Regions from separate parts of the Mus musculus genome. Here region 2 is linked to region 1. Evidence: chromatin contacts called from ENCODE POLR2A ChIA-PET data. All regions are on one chromosome and are shown on one strand. The core of a region is the stretch at or near the end of the contact, and the rest is flanking DNA. Distances in the headings are between cores, read along the strand shown.

The links. ChIA-PET counts read pairs that join two places held with the same protein, here RNA polymerase II (POLR2A).
Region 2: POLR2A ChIA-PET joins it to region 1 with 40 read pairs in Patski. The contact joins the promoter of Cd63 here to the promoter of Dnajc14 in region 1. POLR2A ChIA-PET finds 5 or more read pairs at or near these places in 3 of 5 experiments (Patski and embryonic stem cell).

What each region holds. Positions count from the first base shown.
Region 1 is chr10:128,801,705-128,807,170 of GRCm38, reverse strand. Dnajc14 (DnaJ heat shock protein family (Hsp40) member C14) reads right to left here and starts at 1,617. Exons shown (of 7, transcript NM_001359825.1): 1 at 1,488-1,617; 2 at 1-1,003. The coding sequence starts at 960. Tmem198b (transmembrane protein 198b) reads left to right here and starts at 2,724. Exons shown (of 5, transcript NM_178066.3): 1 at 2,724-2,938; 2 at 3,814-4,073; 3 at 4,654-5,235. The coding sequence starts at 3,899.
Region 2 is chr10:128,907,096-128,912,622 of GRCm38, reverse strand. Cd63 (CD63 antigen) reads right to left here and starts at 2,757. Exons shown (of 8, transcript NM_007653.3): 1 at 2,665-2,757; 2 at 2,152-2,228; 3 at 983-1,171; 4 at 754-828; 5 at 560-655; 6 at 322-462; 7 at 102-185. The coding sequence starts at 2,217.

The DNA of each region.
Region 1 (5,466 bases), core at 368-2,867:
CAGCCCCACCACACAGAAGAAGCTCTGGCTTAGAAACTGGAACATCATGCGGGCCCAGCCCCCCAGTCTCCTGGCCCAGACCCCCACCCAGACTCGAAAAAGGTCCAGGTCACTGCCTTTCAGCTTCCTGCATGCGTAAATGAGATGGCCACAGGTTTCCACATACTCTCCCACCAATACCAGAAGTTCAATCAGCCACCAGAAGCCTGCTTGTCCAAGCTGACATAGTTCCTCTACTCCCCACAGTCCCAGGCCTCTGCGCTTATCTGTCTGACTTCTTTTTCGGGCCAGCCGATGACGACCTGGGGCCTTGGGTTCTCTGCGTCCACTATCCCGAACATCCTCCTTGATCAGAAAACGGTGCTTCTGCCTCCGGGACAAGGGTTTCTTTCCACTGGACACACGTGAAAAATCACTGGGAAATTTAAGAGGTTCCTCATCATCATATTCTTCTTCCAACTCTTCATCTTCCCCCAAGGCTGGAGAGGTGCAATGGTGGCAAAGGCTGCTAGAAGAGCCATCTCCTTCCTCGGAGTAAGTTCCTTCGGGGACTCCAGGGCTTCCCTGGCAGTTACAAGCAGATGGAATGGAAAGAAAAGAAGGACTCCCATCCTCCTGGTACCCAGTCTCATTCTCTCTTGAGAGTTCCTGGTCCACTCCTGACTCTTCTGAACCTGTCTCGCTCTCATCAGGGTAGCCTCCTCCTCTAGGTGGTCCTGGACCCCTTGGAGGACCATGGCTTGGATCTGACCAGTGGGCTGGATTTGGAGGCTGTGTGTACTTAGGGCCGGAGTGCTCTTTGAGGCATCGTGTACCATTAGGAGCAGTCTCTGCTGAGTCCCTGAGTCCTGAGAATGAAAGTATTTCGGGGTCCACAGAGGATCCTGATGTACTGAGGGAGGTACCACCACTGCGGTGGGCTCCACACAACCTTCTTTCTCCCGGGTGCTTCTGGGCCATGACCCCGGGCTTCCTGAGGATTTTAGGTCACTGCCATCATTGCCTGTAACAAAGATATCAAGTTGGGAATGGTCAAGGATAGAACCAAGAGTTAAACAATCTCAAAATGACATATTCAATGTACCCACTCCCCAGGCAGTGTTAGCTCAAATTCGCTATCCCTAACAATAAACGTGAGTTAGGCAGACCACAAACCTGCTTGCACCAACCCGGACCTCAGAAACCCCCTTACTCCCGAAATCTTAATTTTTTTTTCTTCTTCCTCCAAGAAGCTAACAATCTTCAATCTGAGAAATGGGGGGGAGGGGGGGTGCCGCAAAGGGTGTGGTCGGGGCGGCGGGGGGGTGGGGGGGTAACTCTTAGGAAAAAAAAAAAAGACTGCCTGAAAGAGGGAGGCCGCAATCTGTCAGAAAAGGGTGGGGACCGTGCAGGGCTAGAGGAAAAGCTGAGGGCGGAGCTTCGAGGTGCCCCTGCAAAAGATTACCCGAGAACCCACCGACGGGGTACCAGGGGCGAAGGCGACGTACCGAGCAGCAGCGGTAACTCCTCCCTCCTCAAGCAGCTGCGCCTGAGGCCAGGGGGAGCTGCCAGGGGGAGCTACAGGAGCAGCTCCCCCGGCTCCGCCTCCCGCTCACGCTCCGCTTCCGCCTTCCGTCCCCGCCACGGCCGCTTACTTCCACTTCCGGGGTCACCGGGGGGGGGGAAAAGGTCGCGAAGGGAAGAGAAAAGCGCTTAGCCGAGGCTCTCACTTGCGCGGCGGGCGCGGAGTCAATCGAGGAGGCGGTGCTAGAGCATCCGGCCCCACCCCTTAAAGGGCCCTCCGCCTCCACGCAGGTCCCGCCGTAAGCGAGCTGAAGCCTGCGAACTGTACTCCTCGTCGTCGCTGCTGAAACGGAGATGAAGGGCGGCTGCCGAAGCACACACCGTCTTTGGCGTGCAGACAGACACCCAGGGCACGCAGAGGAGCCAGCGACCCTGCTCGCCCAGACCCTTCCCTGTCGGCTGTCCAGCCAAGAGGTTGCGGAGAAGTGTGTGTCCCGGACTAGCTAGCCCCCTAAAGAGACGCGACACTTCTCCTGGACCCAACTGGCGAGCTTCCACGCCGCCGATCCGCCCCCTGTGAACGCGGCGTAAGGGCCGGGCCAGGGAATGCGGCTAGGGGTACCTGGTTCCACGGAGCTCAGAACCTAGTCCAGCGTAACAGAACCCCGCACTCATCTGCGTGCTGCTTTGCATCTCATTTACATAGTAAGCTTTGGGTCGAAGCCAGCACGCTCCCCAACCCCTACGCAGACCCTGATGGAACCTCTCGTCTGCACTCCTTTAAAGCCTTACAGTTCTGCCAGTGTCCCTGCCAGGCCCGTCTTGCTCCACAAGTTTTTTTTTCCACCCATGAACACCCCCACCCAGCACTAGTTAAAAACCCTTCTCCGGCTCCCGACCACCCGGTTCCCCAGAAGACAATACTCCAATTCTCTGGGAAGTGGAAGAAACCAAGTTGGACCAGCGGGTGCTTTGGGACCCTATTTGGGCTTTGAAAACGTTAAGTTGGTAATTAATCTCCTTAGCATTCAGAGACCTTCCGTCTTAGTCTTGATGGGCGTCACAAAACTCTTCATTGCTATGGTTAGGGGGCGTCCCTCCTCCTAGATTAGAGAAGTGGGTAGCCTGGGTTCCCCCACAGACAGAGGTAAAGATTGAGGGGGCCCGCCCCGTGATGTCATCCTCCCCCCCCCCCACCCCATACACACTCCCTGTCTCCTTCCCCCACACACACCCCCGCCCCCAAGCTAATTGCATTTAGCTCCCTGGGTTTGGGCTCCGACTTGCCTGAGTTTAGGGAGCAACAGAGCACAGTAGCCCAAGGGGGTGCCTGCGGCCAACAGCCACCCGTGTGCCTAGGACCTCTGGGCTGGAATGAAGCTGGAGGTCTAGGAAAGCAATTCCACCCCTTTGCTCTCCTCAGCCCTGCAGGGTGGTGAGTAGTTAACACCCTTCCTGGTCTCTCCTTGTTTTGCGTCCCAAACTCTTAAGCGATTGAGAAGAGCCCCGGGAGGTCTCCAGTCCTTCAGCCTCAGTACCCTAAAGACGGCAGAAGGAAAGTGCATCCGCACCACCCTACTCCCGCAATGCCAACCTCTCATCGTCAGTGATCCTTCAGGATCAGCATCAAATCCCATTGGCAGCCCAGGCGTGCCTGGATGAGAGGGTGGGTGGAACAATTCCCGTGTGAGTCTGAGGCTAGTAGCAAGTGGATACCAAGATGTGAGGAGATTATCTGTGGGCAAGGCGCCTGCTTACTCCATGTAGGGCGATGGGATTTGGACTGGCTGTATTCGGCTTTCCCCAACCACTCCATCTCGGCATGAAGCCAAGACTTCAAAATCCGGACAGAGGCTGACTGGGTGACTCTTTAAGTCCTTATTTGAAACTTTTAAATGTCTGTTCCCTTTCTTCCTTGGGGGTTGCATTTAGCTTACAGGTTTTGGGCTCCGACTTTCAGGAGTTTAGAGAGCAACTCCAGGCCTGGGGAGCCGATGGCCACCCCCGTGCCTAGGACCTCTGGGAGCTGGATGAAGCTGGAGGTCTAAGGAAGCAATCCCACCCCTTTGCTCTCCTCAGCCCTTCAGGGTGGTAAGCAGTTGTTCTGAGACCCTAAGGTGACTCATCCTCTCCTCTTCCTTCCTCTCCCACGTTATTAACCCTACTCGGTCTGGTTCAACCGGGCTTAGTATTGAATTCCAACTGCAGATGAGAGGAATTGCTTTTTAGTTGGAACAAGTCATTTTTTCAAAAGAAATGGAAGTACAGAATCCCCAAGATTTGTGGTTTCTGCTTTCTATTCTCTTCCAGGTTTACCAGCCCCTGCCAGTTAGCTATGGATGGATGAAAGGAGATTTCTCTAACCTTCCATTCTGTGACCACCTTCTCTTCTACCATGGAAAAAGCCTCATTGCCTCTGACTATAACATCTCACCCAAGGCCCTTTAACCAACAACTCCCAGAGCCCCCAGCCCCGAGATGTGTCTTGGAACCCCAGGACAGCCTCGACTTGGCCCCTGCCCTTGTGTGTGCCCTTTGCTGCTGCTTCGGAATCATCTACTGCTGCTTTGGTGAGAAAGGGCAGGGCCTGGGGATGGGGTGGGGGGCAGGGGCAGCTTCCCAACACTGCTACCCTCAAGAATGATGCCAAATGTCTTCCTCGCTCCCAGGCCACTTCACCTCCTCTGTTAGGAGATGCCTACCTTCAGAATTTTCCATCCTGCCTCTCCCAGCTTCCCATTATTCTGTTTGCCCGTACCGTACCCTCTGGCTCTCACCTCTGCCTCCGTTATGGGCTTTTCCTCTGTCTCCTACCTCAGAATTCCATTCCTAGTTTATCCCTCCCACCGGAGATTTCAACTCTCCCCAGAATCTGAATCAGTCTGTGGTGATTTCCCATGTACCTAGAGGACCTAGATGCTGTCCTGCTTTTTTCCCACAGTGCATCCACTCTGCCTCCTGGTTTCTCTACCTATCCCCTCGGAATTTCTGAGTTCCCTCCTTCTATCACTGGGCTTACACTTCTCTTTCCCCTTTCCTTGAGGTTGCCACGGTGTGCTGTACCTGGCTTCTGCTCCCTGGTTAGCTGTTCCTCTCCCAATACGTAGGACCCCCTTTCTGTATCTCAATGCCTCCTGCCTCCCTCCCCAGGCTACCGCTGCTTCAAGGCAGTGATGTTTCTCTCGGGTCTGCTGTCAGGAGCCCTGGTGATCTTCCTCCTGTGCCATAAAGAGCGGGTGCTAGAGACACAGCTGAGCCTGGAGGTGAGCGCAGGCATAGCACTGGGCATCGGACTCCTCTGCGGCCTGGTCACCATGCTGGTCCGCAGTGTCGGGCTCTTTCTGACCGGTCTCCTGCTAGGTCTGACCCTGGGTGTTGGAACCTTATTGGGTACTGAACCCATCTACCAGCCGCATTCAGCCTGGGTGCCGGTCGGCGGACTGATGGGGCTGGCACTGCTGGGAGCCCTGCTCACACTTCGGTGGCCACGTCCATTCACAGTCCTGGGCACAGCACTGCTAGGTGCTGCGGTGCTGGTGGCCTGTGCTGACTACTTCCTGGAAGGACTGGCACTGGGCACTAGACTGGGTGAACGCCTGCAGGCACTTCCAGAGTTGCTTCCTCTCTGCTGGTATAGCTGGGTCTTGCTGGGAACCTGGCCAGTCTTGGGGGCTCTTGGGACACTGGCCCAGTGGAAACTCATGGCTGAGGAACGTGGGAGCCGCACCAATGGTGAGTTAGTGCTGTGGTACAAAAAGCAGCCAGCCTGCCCCTGCTTCTGTCCCCGGATTCTATACTTGAGGGGAGGGAAAGATGGAGAGATGAGGACTGGGGAGGATCCCACATCAAACAGGGCAGGGCACTGAAGGAAAGTTAAAGCTGAACTAGCCAAAGGAAGTCTGGGTAGAATGAGAAGGAAAATCGCCAGGTGATGCAGAGCACAGTTATTTCAAGACTGTTATG
Region 2 (5,527 bases), core at 1,508-4,007, 100 kb before region 1:
AAACCCATCCAACAGCCACTGTTCCCAGGCCGGTGCCTCCTGCTCCCCAGATGCCCTGGGCTGATTCAGACCCCCCCCCCCCAGCCCACAGCATTCTTCACCTCCACAAAAGCAATGCCCAGGGCCGCTGCAGCCACCAGCAGTATGTTCTTCCTTAGCCATATTGCTATAGTCTCCACGCAGCCCTGAAGGGAAGGGGCAGGCATGAATACCAACAGAAACTTCTACCTCCCTCCTCCTGTCCCTTTCTCCCAACCCCTATCCCCAGATCTCATCCCCCAACTCTGATCCCGTAAGCATCTCCTGTCTCCTTCTCCCTACCTGGGTATGGATAGTGGATTCCTTGAAATCATTCCCACAGCCCACAGTTATGTTGATGCAGCAAGAATCGGGGACTCTGTCCTTGGCCATGCCGGGGATGTTTTCCCAGTCTGTGTAGTTAGAAGCTCCACAGCAGTTATTCTAGGAAGGGAAGAGGGATGGGAGGGAAACCTCCACTTTAATTCAGAGTTGAGAATCTTCTATCCCGGCTAACCCTCCTCCCGGCCATCCCACTCACTTCTTTCTGCAATTTGTCCAAAATAGTGGCTGTTTTGTTGTCTTTAAGGTAATTCTGCATCTGCTGCTGGAAGCTTTTATTAAACTCTGACTTCACCTAAGAGCAGAGAAGTGGGTGCTGTAGAGAACAGACTTCCGGCCCCAGATTCCCAGAGCAACCTGAGATGGGTCCCCCCCCCCCCATTCCCTGCTTACCTGGTCTCTAAACACATAGCCAGCAATGGCCACAGCCACCTCCACAAGCATGATAAGAGACAGGAAGATGGCAAACTGTGGGAGGACAGGAGTTGGGTTTGAAGTCTGGATTTAAAGGGCTTGCTCTGACCCGGTCAATTACTGAGACTTTCCTGGTGTTCTCCATCCACCCACCTTCACCACAGAAAAGGCTTCCGGTAGCCCCCAAGAGCTCCCACACCCCACTCACTGTAATCATGAGACAGTAGTTCTCCTTGCAGGCCCCACAGCAGCCCACAAAGGCCACCAGGAAGAGGAAGGCACCCACTGCAATGATGACCACAGGCAACAGCGAGCCAGCAGTAGTCTCATGGGTAATGGCCTGCTTCAAGACAACCTGAACCGCTACACCAATGGCGATCAATCCCACTGCACAGGCCTGAGGAAAAAGGCGAGAGTTAGGTCAGATCCTCAGTCCAGTAGCCCTCGCACCCGACCCCCACCCAGAAGATAGATCCTACACCTCCAGGAAACACTGGCTGTAGACAAGGTCTGCCCATCCTTGCCCCACAATGAAGGCTGGGAAGTTGTTTAAGGCACACAAGGAGAAGGGAATCGGGAGGTGTCATGCTGCCTTTAAACAGCGCTTCGGCACAGGATATGGGTTACTTTCTATGGACTCCCAGCTAGAGTCTCTCCCAGAACTACCCCCTCACTCCAGTGACTCAGGTCCTAGGGCCAGCTAGGCTAGGGCGGAGGAGGGGGTAAGAGTGGCCCCTTTCGGGCCGGGCGTGGTGGCGCACGCCTTTAATCCCAGCACTCGGGAGGCAGAGGCAGGCGGATTTCTGAGTTCGAGGTCAGCCTGGTCTACAAAATGAGGTCCAGGACAGCCAGGGCTATACAGAGAAACCCTGTCTCGAAAAACAAACAAACAAAAAAAGAGTGGCCCCTTTCAGAACACACAGGGAGGAGCAAATGAAGGAGGGCAGAGCCTTTCCTACCCCCAAGTAAATGAGAGGGCTAAGAGAATGGAGAGGAATCAACGGTGTGAGGAGTGGAGACAGCCCCTTGGCGATACCATCAGACCGTTGGCAGGTTGCCCCACCACCCCGTACCACGAATGGTTGGGTCACCAGACAGGAAGGGCCAGGAGGGGGTTGGTTGGGGGTGCTCCCCGTCTAGGATGGCAATTCTCGGTCCAAACTTTACTCAGAGGTCCCGGAAAGCTGCGCGTGGGGGATGGGGAAGGGAGGTAGCGCGGACACGTTCTGCCTTTGGCCCTTTTCCCTGGGCTTTCCTTCCACATCTGGCCTCCAGCTGCCTTCATCTCTGGGTCCCTCACCCTTCACGGCTCCCGCTCCAAGACTCCCCCCCCCGCACCCCGCCCGGGCGCCCCGTCGCTCTCCCCGCACTACTCACGCAGAAGGCCAGCAGGAGAACGTAGAGCAAAAACTTGACACACTTCATTCCTCCTTCCACCGCCATGGCTGTTGGGCCTGGGGCCGCGGAGAACACCAAGGATTAGAGCAGGTAGAGCAGGCCGAGGGGCCGCCACATCCGCAGCTCCCCGCCGGCCTTCGCAGCCTTCCCTGCGCGGCCCCCATCGCTGCCCTCCCACCCAGAAACCCGCGGTCAGACCCACGTCTCCCAGCCCTCCCCGCTCGCCGGCCGGACTGGGGCGCGCCACGCAGCGGGGCCTCGGGATCTCGGGATCCCGGGACGCACGGAGGGCGCGGCCGGACTCCAGGTAGATCTCCGCCCGCCGCTGCACAGCGCCGATTCCCGATCCCCGATCCCGACAGGCCGCGACCCGAGACCCTCGCCAGCCCCTGGGCGCGAGCCTCCCCTCGGGTGCGGCGCGGATGGCGCCCCGCGAACTTCGAGGCAAAGTTGCCCCCACGGACGTCCCCCGGGTCCCCGGGCCCGGCTCACCTGCGCTCCCCGACGCTTCTCAGTACTCTCCTGCCGCGGCTCAGCCGCCGTCTCCCGTGCCCCCTGCCCGCGCCCCGCCTGCTGCACGGCCCCGCCCCGGCTCCGGCCGCCCCCCTCCCCCGCAGGGTGGCCGCCTTCTTCCCTCCCTCCCTCTCTCTCTCATGTGACACGGGAACAGCTGCGGCCTGAGTCACCAGGCTAGCAGGGGGAGGTGAGCCCCCCGCCAGGACAAGGCCACGTGGCCGCTGCCTGGAAGGCTCGAGCCAGGAGCCGGACCTCAGGGTTCCCGGAGCCCTCTGCAACCCAGGCGCCGTCTGGTTCTCTCTGGTTCAGGAGTAGGCGAGTCAGAGTCCAGAGGACGCACGGCGGCTCAGAGTTGCCCAAAGACAGAACTGAGCCAAAGTATCAAAACGGTCATCTGCAGACCTCAACCCACCGAGTACCCACCACGCAGCTCCCTCTCCGTCCTTGTTCAAGGCCCTGCCCCCCGCCCCATTCCCGAGCCACCCGCAGAAGGTGTGGGTTGAGTGGCACTGGGTGAAGTCAGAATAAACACTTCCAGAAAGCCCCTAGCTTCCCATCCTAGAAGTCTCCCAACATTCTGGACTAGGGTTTTATGGCCCCAGCTTCTCCATTTTCTAGAACTCCTGAGCTGAGAAAACCCTTTGAGGAAGCCCTTGTCTAGAACCCCGTTTCCATGCGTCAATCATAACACGTCAGAGCCTGGGCCCTCCTGGGAAAAGATTAACAAAGCCTTAGAGCTCCCTTGCTCCTGGATTAGCCAGTGGTTAATGGAGATGTGAGAAAGGACACTAAGGCCGGCGAGGCAATAGCATGGACTTCCGTATCTTATTCCTCTTTTCATCAGAGATGGCAAAACCAGGTAAAGGCGAGAGTTAGAAATACCTTTCTCCCGTGTGCCGCTGGTGGTTCACAGAAGGAACTGTTGTAAAAAGCTCAGATAGGACCGACCGGCCTTACACTCCTAACCTGAACTTTGTCCTTTTCTCCGCAGCTCCTTCTGCCTTGAGTTGCTTACTGAATCTGAAGGGAAGGGACTGTATATAAAGAAACAATTAAAACAAAGGCCAGCTGGTGGCACACATATGTAATCCCAGCACTTTCATATTCTCTCTCTCTCTCTCTCTCTCTCTCTCTCTCTCTCTCTCTCTCTCTCTCGATAGGGTTTCTCTGTGTAGACCCGGCTGCCCTGGAACTCTATCTGTAGACCAGGCTGGCCTCAAACTCAGAGATCTGCCTGCCTCAGCCTCCAGACACTAAAAGTCCATGACACCACACCTGGCACAAGAAAATCAAAAATTCAAAGCCACTCTGGACAGTTTAGTGAGACACCACACACACACACACCTATCTCTTTGGAATCAGGGTCTCATGTAGCCCAGGCTGGCCTGGAATTCCATATGTAGCTGAGGATAACCCTGAACTGCAGGTCATTTTGCCTCCACAAGTGCTGGCACCACCGGTGTGCACAAGTGCATCTAGTTTATGCAGTTCTGGCACCAGACCCAGGATTTTGTGCCTACTAGGCAAGCACTCTACCAGCTAAGCTGTATACCCAGTGCTAGTGAGACTATAGTTCAAAATGGCGAATGGAAATGCATGCAGATCTATGGTAGAGCATGTGTCACGAACTCAGGCTCAGTTCCCAGGCTACAAAGAAGTCTAGGCATGATGGTGAGGCCTGTCCTTCCCAGCACTATGGAGGTGAAGGCAGGATGGCTGAAGGTTACAGGCCATCCTGGGCTACACAACAACACCTTGTCTCAATCCAACCAAAACAAAATCAGTGGTATACACCTATAAGTATAGCATTTGGGAGACTGAAACGGGAGGATCCCTTGGTCATTCAAAGTTCAAGGCCAGAATGAGCTACGACTCGAGACCCCATCTCAAAAAAAACAAGAATAAACCTGAGCTGAGGACGTAGTTCAGTTGGTAAAGTGCTTGCTTAATATGCAGACAGCCTGGGCTTGTATTCTTAGCACCTCATGAACCAGGCATGGTTGTGGTATGTGCTTATTATTCCAGAACTCATGAGGTAGAGGCATAAGTCTCATGAATTCAAGATCATCCTTGGCTACCTAAGGAGTTTGAGGCCAGTCTAAGGAATTAGTCCTTGTCTCCAAATATGAGTAAATAATCGAATAATAAATCAGTACCAGATAAATGAAGAACCTTGGCGTGATAGCACATGTTTATTATTTCCATACTCAGGCTGAAGTAGAGCAATCATGACTTACAGGCCAGCTTGGGCCATATGCTGGGACCCTGTCTCAAAAAGGAGGAGGAGGAAGAGGAAGAGAAAGAAAAGGAAGAAGAAAAGGAAAAGGAGAAGGAAGAGGAGGAAAAAGAAATGAAAGAGGAGGAAGAGGAGGAGGAAGAAGAGAAAGAGGAGGAAGAAGAAGAGGAAAAGGAGAAGGAAGAAGAGGAAAAAGAAAAAAGAGGAAGAAGAGGAAGGGAAAGAGGAAGAAGAAGAAGAGGAAAAGGAGAACGAAGAGGAGGAAAAAGAAAAGAAAGAGGAGGAAGAGGAGGCAGAAGAGGAGAAAGGAGAAAGAGGAAGAGGAAGAAAAGAAAAAGGAGGAGGAAGAAAAAGAAAAGGAGGAGGAAGAGGGGAAGGAGGAAGAGGGGGAAGAGGAGGAGAAAGGGCTGGGGAGATAGATGGCTCAGTTGTTTAGAGCACTTGCTCTTACAGAGTGCCTGACTTCAATTCCCAGCATACACATGGTGGCCTATGACCTCTGTAACTCCAATTCCAGTGGATATGATGCCATTTTCTTGCCTTCTTGGGCATATATCAGACACACACACACATATATATATATATATATATATATATATATAT